Linked DNA regions of Homo sapiens: region 1 is linked to region 2. A link is a loop called in an ENCODE intact Hi-C map of the cell type or tissue named here. Cell type or tissue: PC-9. All regions are shown on one strand. Each heading gives the region's core, and the rest is flanking DNA. Links, peaks and the distances in the headings are about the cores only. Region 1 has its middle 37 kb from the start of PFKFB3. Region 2 has its middle 35 kb from the start of LINC02649.

What was found. A loop is a pair of places that touch in the nucleus more often than their neighbours do. Peaks named below come from ENCODE experiments on the same cell type or tissue, not always from the same donor. Only the 100,000 strongest peaks of a DNase experiment are listed, where the experiment ranks them.
Region 1: it touches region 2 in a loop (8-fold over the local background); 2 of 110 quality-filtered maps call a loop at or near these places.

The regions. Positions count from the first base shown.
Region 1 is chr10:6,236,776-6,242,151 of GRCh38, reverse strand. It overlaps a transcript of PFKFB3 not described here. Among named protein-coding and RNA genes, the nearest start is that of PFKFB3, 37 kb to the right of the region's middle. In PC-9, for the core only: no CTCF peak of the experiment used is centred there; a DNase peak (open chromatin) is centred at 2,751; H3K27ac peaks cover 1,440 bases.
Region 2 is chr10:6,288,414-6,293,789 of GRCh38, reverse strand. It overlaps a transcript of PFKFB3 not described here and the pseudogene SDCBPP1. Among named protein-coding and RNA genes, the nearest start is that of LINC02649, 35 kb to the left of the region's middle. In PC-9, for the core only: no CTCF peak of the experiment used is centred there; DNase peaks (open chromatin) are centred at 979, 2,469 and 2,939; H3K27ac peaks cover 2,051 bases.

The DNA.
Region 1 (5,376 bases), core at 116-5,115, 51 kb after region 2:
CGAATAAGGGCCTGGCAAGGTAGCATAAGCCTATAATCCCTGCACTTTGAGAGGCTGAGGCGGGAAGAATCACTTGAGGCCAGTTAAAGACCAGCCTGGGCAAAATAGTGACACCCAACTCCACAAAAAATTTAAAAATTAAGCAGGACATGGTGGTTCACACCTGTAATCCCAGCTACTCGGGGGGCTGAGGTGGGAGGACTGCTTGAGCCCAGGTGTTAGAGGCTGCAGTCAGCTATAATTGTGCAACTGCACTCCAGCCTGGGTGACAGAGTAAGATCCCCATCTCTTAAAAAAAAAAAAAGAAAAGAAAGCAAAAAAAAATTAAAAAAAAGAAAACCACCATTAGAACACCACAATACAAATAATATCTGCTGCAAGGAAAATACACTAATGGATGCTAAAATTAGAAAGTGAAACATTAAGGAGAAACAGGATATTTACATACCCTCAAAGTATCTCCTTCACTGGTAGTTTTTGTATGTTGAGATGGGGTCTCACTATGTTGCTCAGGCTGGTATCGGACTCCTGGGCTTAAGCGATCCTCCCACCTTGGCCTCCCAAAGCACTGAGATTACAGGCATGAGCCATGCGACCTGGCCTGGTGATGGTTTTAACACATGGCCACAGATTCTTTGATACTGCTCCCTTCCGGAGGTGGAGCTCATTGCCCTCCCCTTGAAAGGGAGCTGGACTAAGTGACTCCTTCCTAAAAAATTGAAAGTTGAAGGGGAAAAATACCAGCCTGGTAAGAGTGGTTAGACACCACCTTCACCAAAGATCAAAGTTAACATCCCCAGAAGGAAGTCCTGTGTGGCCGTGTCCCCTCAGAGAGGATGTCATGAGAAGGGCGCTTCACCTCGGTGGGATTCTTCCCAAAATCCCTAACCAGACTCAGTCCCATCATGAGAAAACATGAGACAAACCCAAACTAAAGAACATTCTATGGCCAGGCGCGGTGGCTCACAGCTGTAATCCCAGCACTTTGGGAGGCCAAGGTGGGTGGATCACGAGGTCAGGAGTTCGAGACCAGCCTGGCCAACATGGAGAAACCCCGTCTCTACTAAAAATACAAAAAAATTAACCAGGCATGGTGGTGTGCACCTGTAATCCCAGCTACTTGGGAGGCTGAGGCAGGAGAATCACTTGAACCTGGGAGATGGAGGTTGCAGTGAGCTGAGATCATGCCATTGCACTCCAGCATGGGCAACAGAGTGAGAATCTGTCTCAAAAAAAAAAAAGAACATTCTACAACATACCTGACTAGTACTCTGCAAAAGCATCAAGGTAATAAAAATAAAAAGGAAAGAGTGAGAAATTGTCACAGATTGAAGGAGTCTAAGGAGATAAGGTGACACCCTGGACTCTGGATGCTGAAACAGAAAAACGGCATTAGTGGAAAAACTGGTGAGACCTGAATGAAGTCTGTAGTTTTGTTACTAGTACTGTACTAATCATGTTAACTCATAGTTTTGACAAGGGTACCATGTTGTTGTAAGATGTTTATATTACGGGCAGCTGGGTGAAACATAGACAGGAACTCTCTGTACTGTCTTTGCAACTCTTCTGTAAATCTAAAATTATTTCAGGCCAGGCGCGGCGGCTCACGTCTGTAATCCCAGCACATTGTGAGGCTGAGGCGGGCGGATCACCTGAGGTTGGAGTTCGAGATCAGCCTGGCCAACACAGTGAAACCCCATCTCTACTAAAAATGCGAAAATTATCTGGGCGTGGAGGCGGGCACCTGTAATCCCACCTACTAGGGAGGCTGAGACACAAGAATCGCTTGAACCCAGGAGGCGGAGTTTCCAGTGAGCCGAGATAGTGCCACCGCAGTCCAGCCTGGGGGACAAAGCGAGACTCCATCTCAAAAATACATACCTACTTACATAAAATAAATTATTTCAAAATAAAAAGTTTTCCAAAAACCATCTAGTCTAAGCCCTTTCTTGTACATGTAAGAAATCTAGGAATGCTAACTTGCAAACGTCCTGCATCCTAGCACTGAGCATGAGATAAATAGGAGCTTGGCCTATTGTTTGCAAAGCAGTAAAAGACTATTGTGAATGTAAGCAAACTTCTCAGTCTGTTTTAGAAAAGGGTGAATGTGGAAGTTGGGGATCCGAAAACATTCCCTTAAAATTATCTATGCAAATGTACCCCTCAGAAATTCTTCATTGTCAGGCACGGTGGCTCATGCCTATAATCCCACCACTTTGGGAGGCCCAGTGGGGCAGATCGCTTGAGTCCAGGAGTTCGAGATCAGCCTGGCCAACATGGTGAAACCCCATCTCTACTAAAAATACAAACATTAGCCAGGCGTGGTGGCGCACACCTGAAGTCTCAGCTACTCGGGAGGCTGAGGTGGGAGAATGGCTTGAGCCCGGGAGTTCAAGGCTGCAGTGAATCGACATCATGCCACTGCACTCCAGCCTGGGCAACAGAGCAAGACCCTCTCTCAAAAAAAAATATTAGAAAGTCTTCATGTTCTCCAGGAATAGGAAATCCCCAAAGATGCTGTCTGGAAGAGGTAGGGAGGGAAAAACACATAGCCTTACAGAATGGACATCTGGTCCCCAACGTTATGTGAGCATCTTGAGTTATGACCCACTCCAGAAAATCTGTTGTTCGTCTGGACACTGACAAACCTCTCCACAGCCCCAGGGACAGGAAACCCTGCTTGCTAATTAATATGCGACTCAACTCCCTTTCCTGTGATCTGCTGACTCATGCAGGAGCATCCTGGCAGTCTGTGGAGCCCTTAGGCTGTGATGTGACTCATCTGCGAGTCTAACAGACCTGGTTTATCTCAGTTATGGCTGAGCAAAATCAAGCAGCGTCCTTAAGCTCTCCTGACTACAGTTCCATATCTGAAAGGTGGGGATAATAGCATCTACCTTGCATTTGAAACGCCGGGCATGCATGCTCAGATGAATAACTACCACAGCGGTGCTCTCTCTGTGCCAGGAACTGTCAGGCGTGTTTCATTCATATTTCATCTTCCCCAGTGGGGCAATTCTCAACCCCTAAAGTCAGAAATACCATCCGACCCAGCAATCCCATTACTGGCTATATACCCAAAGGAATACAAGTTGTTCCGCCATGAAGACACATGCACGCGTATGTTCATTGCAGCACTACTCACAATAGCAAAGACATGGAATCAACCCAAATGCCCATCAATGATAGACTGGATAAAGAAAATGTGGTACATACACACCATGGAATACTATACAGCCATGAAAAGGAATGAGATCCTATCCTTTGCAGGGACATAGAAGGAGCTGGAGGCCATTATCCTCAGCAAACTAATGCAGGAACAGAAAACCAGATACCACATGTTCTTACATTTAAGTGGGAGCTAAATAATGAGAACACATGGACACATAGAGGGGAACACCACACACTGGGGCCTATCAGAGGGTGGTGGGTGGGAGGAGGGAGAGGATCAGGAAAAATAACTAATGGGTACTAGCTTACTGCCTGGGTGATGAGATAATCTGTACAACCAACCCCCATGACACAAGTTTACCTATTTAACAAGTCTATACATCCTGCACATGTACCTCTGAACTTAAAATAAAAGTTAAAAAAAAAAAAAGATTTAGTTCTCCCAATAAGTCTGAGAACTATGGCATTCCTTCACATCTTTTTTTTTTTTTTTTTTTTTTTTTGAGATGGCACCTCAGCCAGGCTCAGTGGCTCACACCTGTAATCCCGGCACTTTGGGAGGCCAAGGCAGGTAGATCACCCGAGTTCAGGAGTTCAAGACCAGCCTGACAAACATGGCAAAATGCTGTCTCTACTAAAAATATAAAACTTAGCCGGGCTTAGTGGCATGCACCTGTAATCCCAGCTACTCAGGAGGCTGAGGCAGGAGGATCACTTGAACCTGGGAGGTGGAGGTTGCAGCGAGCTGAGATTGTACCACTGCACTCCAGCCTGGGCAACAGAGCCAAACTCTGTCTCAAAAAAATAATAAATAAATAAATAAAAATTTCTCCAAAGACATTTCTCAGGGACTGCGCCAGGGGTCCTCTTTAGTCCCAAGGGCTGAAGTGTCATATTTTGAGGCGATTCGGGTGTCTTTATGGGGGTTTTCTTTTCACCTGGTCTTAGGAGTATGTCAGAAACTGTAGGTTGAAACCAGCGCCTTCACAAATTGTCTAGACCATCAATGAATTGACTGGAAAGACCGGCTCACACACCGAGAACAACTGAATCCAAACCCACTTATGTTGTCTTGCAAAATATGAGCTTAAAATGAAGTTTATAAAACAGTCTTTAGCTGGGCGTGGTGGCACACGTCTGTAATCCCAGCACTTTGGGAGGTTAAGGCAGGCAGTTCACTTGAGCTCAGGAGTTCAAGACCAGCCTGGGCAACATGGCGAAACCTCATCTCGACAAAAAATACAAAAATTAGTTGGGCGTGGTGGCACATGCCTGTAGTCCCAGCTACTCGGGAGGCAGAGGTGGGAGGATGACTTGAGCCCTGGAGACGGAGGTTGCAGTGAGCTGTCACACCTCTGCACTCCAGCCTGGGAGACAGAGCAAAACCCTGTCTCAAAAAACAAACTTTAGAACTCACAAGTATTGTGAAATTCAGATTTTGAAAACTCACAGAAGGCTTTGAATTTTTGTTAATACAATATTTTTAATTCAAAAAAAGTTACTTTCAACGACATCTTTGCTCACATTTCCTTTCTTCTATAAAGCCTTCCTAAGCCTCCTTCTGCAAGCTGAATGAACGCCTCACTCTTCACCAGCACATCATCTGGGTCTTCTCCCCAGCACTGGTTATCCATTTAGTGACAGAGCCCACTGCGGGCCAGGTCCGTATGGACGATGACGGGGCACAGGGAGCTGCCCTGCTCTCCGGGATCTTAGGCCCAGGTTCAGGAGACAGAGGGCAAGGCATTCAACACACACTGCGAAAGGTGTGCAGGGACTCGGGAGACGGGAGGCCTTTTTGGCATAGGCTTTGATAACTGAATGGGGATGGGGAGGAAGTGTCGGGGAGAACCCCGGATAGCTGGGGAGACCTCCCAGGGGAGGGAGCGGCACTCTCGAAGGCCCTGCGGTGGGTGCACGTTGGCAAGTTCGAAGACCTGCAGGAGGCCAGTGTGGCCGGAGCTAAGGGAGTGAGAAGTGGAAGGAACCGAGCCCAGGCAGCGAATGGAAACGACTGGTGTGTACAACGTCCACCCCTCTCCGGCCCCAGCCCTCCTCTCCCCGACAGCATCCACCCGGTTACTGAATCTTCCGTATTTAGTCAGTGACTGTGGACCTAGCCCATCTCTCAGATGAATCTCAGAGCTGGCCCAAAAGGTCAGAGCCCCTGTGGATCCCCACAGCCCGGCCGGCCCAGGACCTTAC
Region 2 (5,376 bases), core at 297-5,296:
TCAGATAAAGTGCACAAGGTGCTCAAACAGGCTTTTCAAGAGAAGATTTCTACGTCCATTCATGACAGGCCCTTTGAATGGACAATTACCATGCATAAGGATAGCACTGGACATGTTGGTTTTATCATTTAAAATGGAAAAATAGACCGGACGTCGTGGCTCACGCCTGTAATCCCAGCACTTTGGGAGGCCAAGGCAGGCAGATCACCTTATGTCAGGAGTTTGAGACCAGCCTGGCCAATGTGGTGAAACCCCATCTCTACTAAAACTACAAAAATTAGCCAGGCATGGTGGTGCACACCTATAATCCCAGCTACTCAGGAGGCTGAGGCAGGAAAATTGTTTGAATCCAGGAGGCAGGGGATGAAGTGAGCCGAGATTGCACCACTCCACTCCAGCCTGGCCAACAGAGTAAGACTCCATCTCCGAAAGAAAGAAAGAAAGAAAAGATAACATCCATAGTGAAAGACAGTTCTGTAGCCAGAAATGGTCTTCTCACAGAACACAACATCTGTGAAATCAACAGACAGAAGGTCACTGGACTGAAGGACTCTCAAATTGCAGACATACTGTCAACATCTGGGACTCGAGTTACTATTACAATCATGTCTTCTTTTATCTTTGAACAGATTAAGTGGATGACACCAAGCATGATGAAAAGCCTAATAGACCACACCATTCCTGAGGGTTTAAAATTCATCACACGACGGAAATGTAGCTGAACGTCTCCGTTTCCTTCTTTGGCAACTTCTGTATTCTGCACGTGAGGCTTTCTGGGGCCAGCAATTGAGCATACGCTGCATGAGGATCTTTCCATCTCACATTATGGCTGGGAATCTTACTGTTTCATCTGATAACCTGTTCAGATTTCAAGAGAGCTGTAGCCTTATCCTGGTTTTATAGAGGTGAAACTTTCAAGAGATTTACTGACTTTCCTGGAATAGTTGCTTTTCCGGAAACCTGATACTTTCATAAGCCATTGTGATTAGAATGACTGATACAGGCTTAGCTTTGTGTGAGAACCAGTCACCTTTCTCCTAGGCCATGAGAAGTGCTGTTCATGTTACTTTAGTTCTATGGGATGTTTGCATTTTTAACACATTCTACCACAGTACACTTAGAATGATTGCCCTTGATAGTTTTTTTTTTTTTTAATTCTGTGTATGTGTGTATAAAATGCCAATTAAGAACACTGGTTTCGGGCCAGGCACGGTGGCTCACGCCTGTAATCCCAGCACTTTGGAAGGTTGAAGTGGGCAGATCACGAGGTCAGGAGATCGAGACCATCCTGGCTAGTAGAGATGGTGAAACCCTGTCTCTACTAAAAATACAAAAAAATTAGCTGGGTGTGGTGGTGGGCGCCTGTAGTCCCAGCTACTCGGGAGGCTGAGGCAGGAGAATGGCATGAACCCAGGAGGCGGAGCTTGCAGTGAGCCGAGATTGCGCCACTGCACTCCAGCCTGGGCGACAGAGTGAGACTCTGTCTCAAAAAAAAAAAAAAAAAAAAAAAAGAAAAAAAAAAAGTACACTGGTTTCGGCTGGGTGCTGTGGCTCACACTTGTAATCCCAGCACTTTGGGATGCTGAGGTGGGAGGATCACTTGAGATCAGGAGTTCGAGACCAGCCTGGCCAACATGGTGAAAACCTGTCTCTACTAAAAATATAAAACTTAGCCAGGCATGGTGGCACATGCCTGTAATCCCAGCTACTCGGGAGGCTGAGGCAGCAGAATTGCTTGAACTCGGGAGGTGGAGGTTGCAGTGAGCCAAGATCAAACCACTGTATGCCAGCCTAAGCAACAGAGTGAGACTTTGTCTCAAAAAAAAAAAAAAAAAAAAAAAAAACCACTGGTTTCCTTCCACGTAAGCATTAAACAGTGTATGTAGGTTGTAAGAGATGGTGATGATTGTTCTGAAATCTTAACTACCTTCACTTAATGTGCTTGAACTGTCGCCTTAACTGTGTTAAGCATCCAGACTAAAAGCTGAAATAGAATTACTGCTGCCTTTCTAAAACGCAAAATGTGGTTCTCTATTAATCTGAAATGTACACTAGCCCAGAGCAGTTTAATGATACTTAACGAGCTATAGCATAGCATAGCTGCTTAGTTGTATTTGAGATTTTCTAGTCAATGCATAATGGAAACTTCTTTCTTCTGAAAGTTGCCAGTAGCACTATAGATTGAATGTAAAAATTGTTCTAGTAAACAGGACACTTTTTTTTTTTTTTTTTTTGAGACAGAGTCTCACTTATTCCACTGCCCAGGCTGGAGTGCAGCGGCACAATCTCTGCTCAATGCAACCTCTGCCTCTTGGGCTTGAGCAATTCTCCTGCCTCAGCCTCTTGAGTAGCTGGGACTGCAGACATGCACCACCATGCCCAGCTAATCTTTTTATTTTTTGTGGAGACAGGGTTTCACCATGTTGACCAGGCTGACCTCAAGTGATCCGCCCACCTTGGCCTCCCAAAGTGCTGGGATTATAGGCATGAGCCACCACGCCCAGCCTGAACAAGATAAACTTTTGACTCCTCTTTTTTTTCATTTGTGGATTAAGTGGTATAATACTTAACTTTGGCATTTGACTCTGAAGATTATGTAACCTAGCCACTTCAGATGGTTTTAGAATATTTTTCTAGTAATTTGTTGCACTTCCTGATTCCTCCTTGCAAACTAAATGACAGGACACTTTATCCTGATTATTTTCTTGTTTTTGATTTATGCCTATTCTATTTTAATTAAATATGTACACATAAAGTTAAAAACAAAAATAAAAAATGAAACTCATGTATGCAACAAACATGTAATGGGAATACCACACAGAAAAAAAGAGAAAGAGACAGAAAAAAATATTTGAAGTAATAATGGATGAAAATTTTCCAAAATTAATGACAGATACCAAACCACAAAACCAGGAAGCTCAGAGGAGGATAAATACACCAAGCATGATAAATACCAAAGAAATGTACATCTAGAAAATCAAAGACAGGCCAGGCGTGGTGGCTTATGCCTGTAATCCCAACACTCTGGGAGGCCAAGGCAGGCAGATCACCTGAGGTCAGGAGTTCGAAACCAGTCTAGCCAACATGGTGAAACCCCGTCTCTACTAACAATACAAAAAAAAAGTTAGCTGGGCATGGTGGTGGGTGCCTGTAATCCCAGCTACTCAGGAGGCTGAGGCACAAGAATCATTTGTACCCAGGAGGTGGAGGTTGTAGTGAGCTGAGATCGCACCACTGCACTCCAGCCTGGGCAATAGAGCAAGACTCTGTCTCAAAAAAAAAAAAAAAAATCAAAGACAAAAAGAAAATCTTGAAAGAAGCCAGAAGATTATCTCAATAGATGCAGAAAAGGCCTTTGACAAAATTCAACAACGCTTCATGCTAAAAACTCTCAATAAATTAGGTATTGATGGGACATATCTCAAAATAATAAGAGCTATCTATGACAAACCCACAGCCAATATCATACTGAATGGGCAAAAACTGGAAGCATTCTCTTTGAAAACTGGCACAAGACAGGGATGCCCTCTCTCACCACTCCTATTCAACATAGTGTTGGAAGTTCTGGCCAGGGCAATCAGGCAGGAGAAGGAAATAAAGGGTATTCAATTAGGAGAAGAGGAAGTCAAATTGTCCCTGTTTGCAGATGACATGATTGTATATCTAGAAACCCCCACTGTCTCAGCCCAAAATCTCCTTAAGCTGATAAGCAACTTCAGCAAAGTCTCAGGATACAAAATCAATGTACAAAAATCACAAGCATTCTTATACACCAATAGCAGACAAACAGAGAGCCAAATCATGAGTGAACTCCCATTCACGATTGCTTCAAAGAGAATAAAATACCTAGGAATCCAACTTACAAGGGACGTGAAGGACCTCTTCAAGGAGAACTACAAACCACTGCTCAATGAAATAAAAGAGGATACAAACAAATGGAAGAACATTCCATGCTCATGGGTAGGAAGAATCAATATCATGAAAATGGCCATACTGCCCAAGGTAATTTATAGATTCAATGCCATCCCCATCAAGCTACCAATGACTTTCTTCACAGAATTGGAAAAAACTACTTCAAAGTTCATATGGAACCAAAAAGAGCCCGCATCGCCAAGTCAATCCTAAGCCAAAAGAACAAAGCTGGAGGCATCACGCTACCTGACTTCAAACTATACTACAAGGCTACAGTAACCAAAACAGCATGGTACTGGTACCAAAACAGAGATATAGATCAATGGAACAGAACAGAGCCCTCAGAAATAATGCCACTTATCTACAACTATCTGATCTTTGACAAACCTGAGAAAAACAAGCAATGGGGAAAGGATTCCCTATTTAATAAATGGTGCTGGGAAAACTAGCTAGCCATATGTAGAAAGCTGAAACTGGATCCCTTCCTTACACCTTACACAAAAATTAATTCAAGATGGATTAAAGACTTAAATGTTAGACCTAAAACCATAAAAACCCTAGAAGAAAACCTAGGCATTACCATTCAGGACATAGGCATGGGCAAGGACTTCATGTCTAAAACACCATAAGCAATGGCAACAAAAGCCAAAATTGACAAATGAGATCTAATTAAACTAAAGAGCTTCTGCACAGCAAAAGAAACTACCATGAGAGTGAACAGGCAACCTACAAAATGGGAGAAAATTTTCGCAACCTACTCATCTGACAAAAGGCTAATATCCAGAATCTACGATGAACTCAAACAAATTTACGAGAAAAAAACAAACAACCCCATCAAAAAGTGGGTGAAGGACATGAACAGACACTTCTCAAAAGAAGACATTTATGCAGCCAAAAAACACATGAAAAAATGCTCACCATCACTGGCCATCAGAGAAATGCAAATCAAAACCACAGTGAGATACCATCTCACACCAGTTAGAATGGTGATCATTAAAAAGTCAGGAAAAAACAGGTGCTGGAGAGGATGTGGAGAAATAGGAACACTTTTACACTGTTGGTGGGACTGTAAGCTAGTTCAACCATTGTGGAAGACAGTGTGGCGATTCTGCAAGGATCTAGAACTAGAAATACCATTTGACCCAGCCATCCCATTACTGGGTATATACCCAAAGGACTATAAATCATGCTGCTATAAAGACACATGCACACGTATGTTTATTGTGGCACTATTCACAATAGCAAAGACTTGGAACCAACCCAAATGTCCAACAATGATAGACTGGATTAAGAAAATGTGGCACATATACACCATGGAATACTATGCAGCCATAAAAAAGGATGAGTCCATGTCCTTTGTAGGGACATGGATGAAATTGGAAATCATCATTCTCAGCAAACTATTGCAAGGACAAAAAACCAAACACCGCGTGTTCTCACTCATAGATGGGAATTGAACAATGA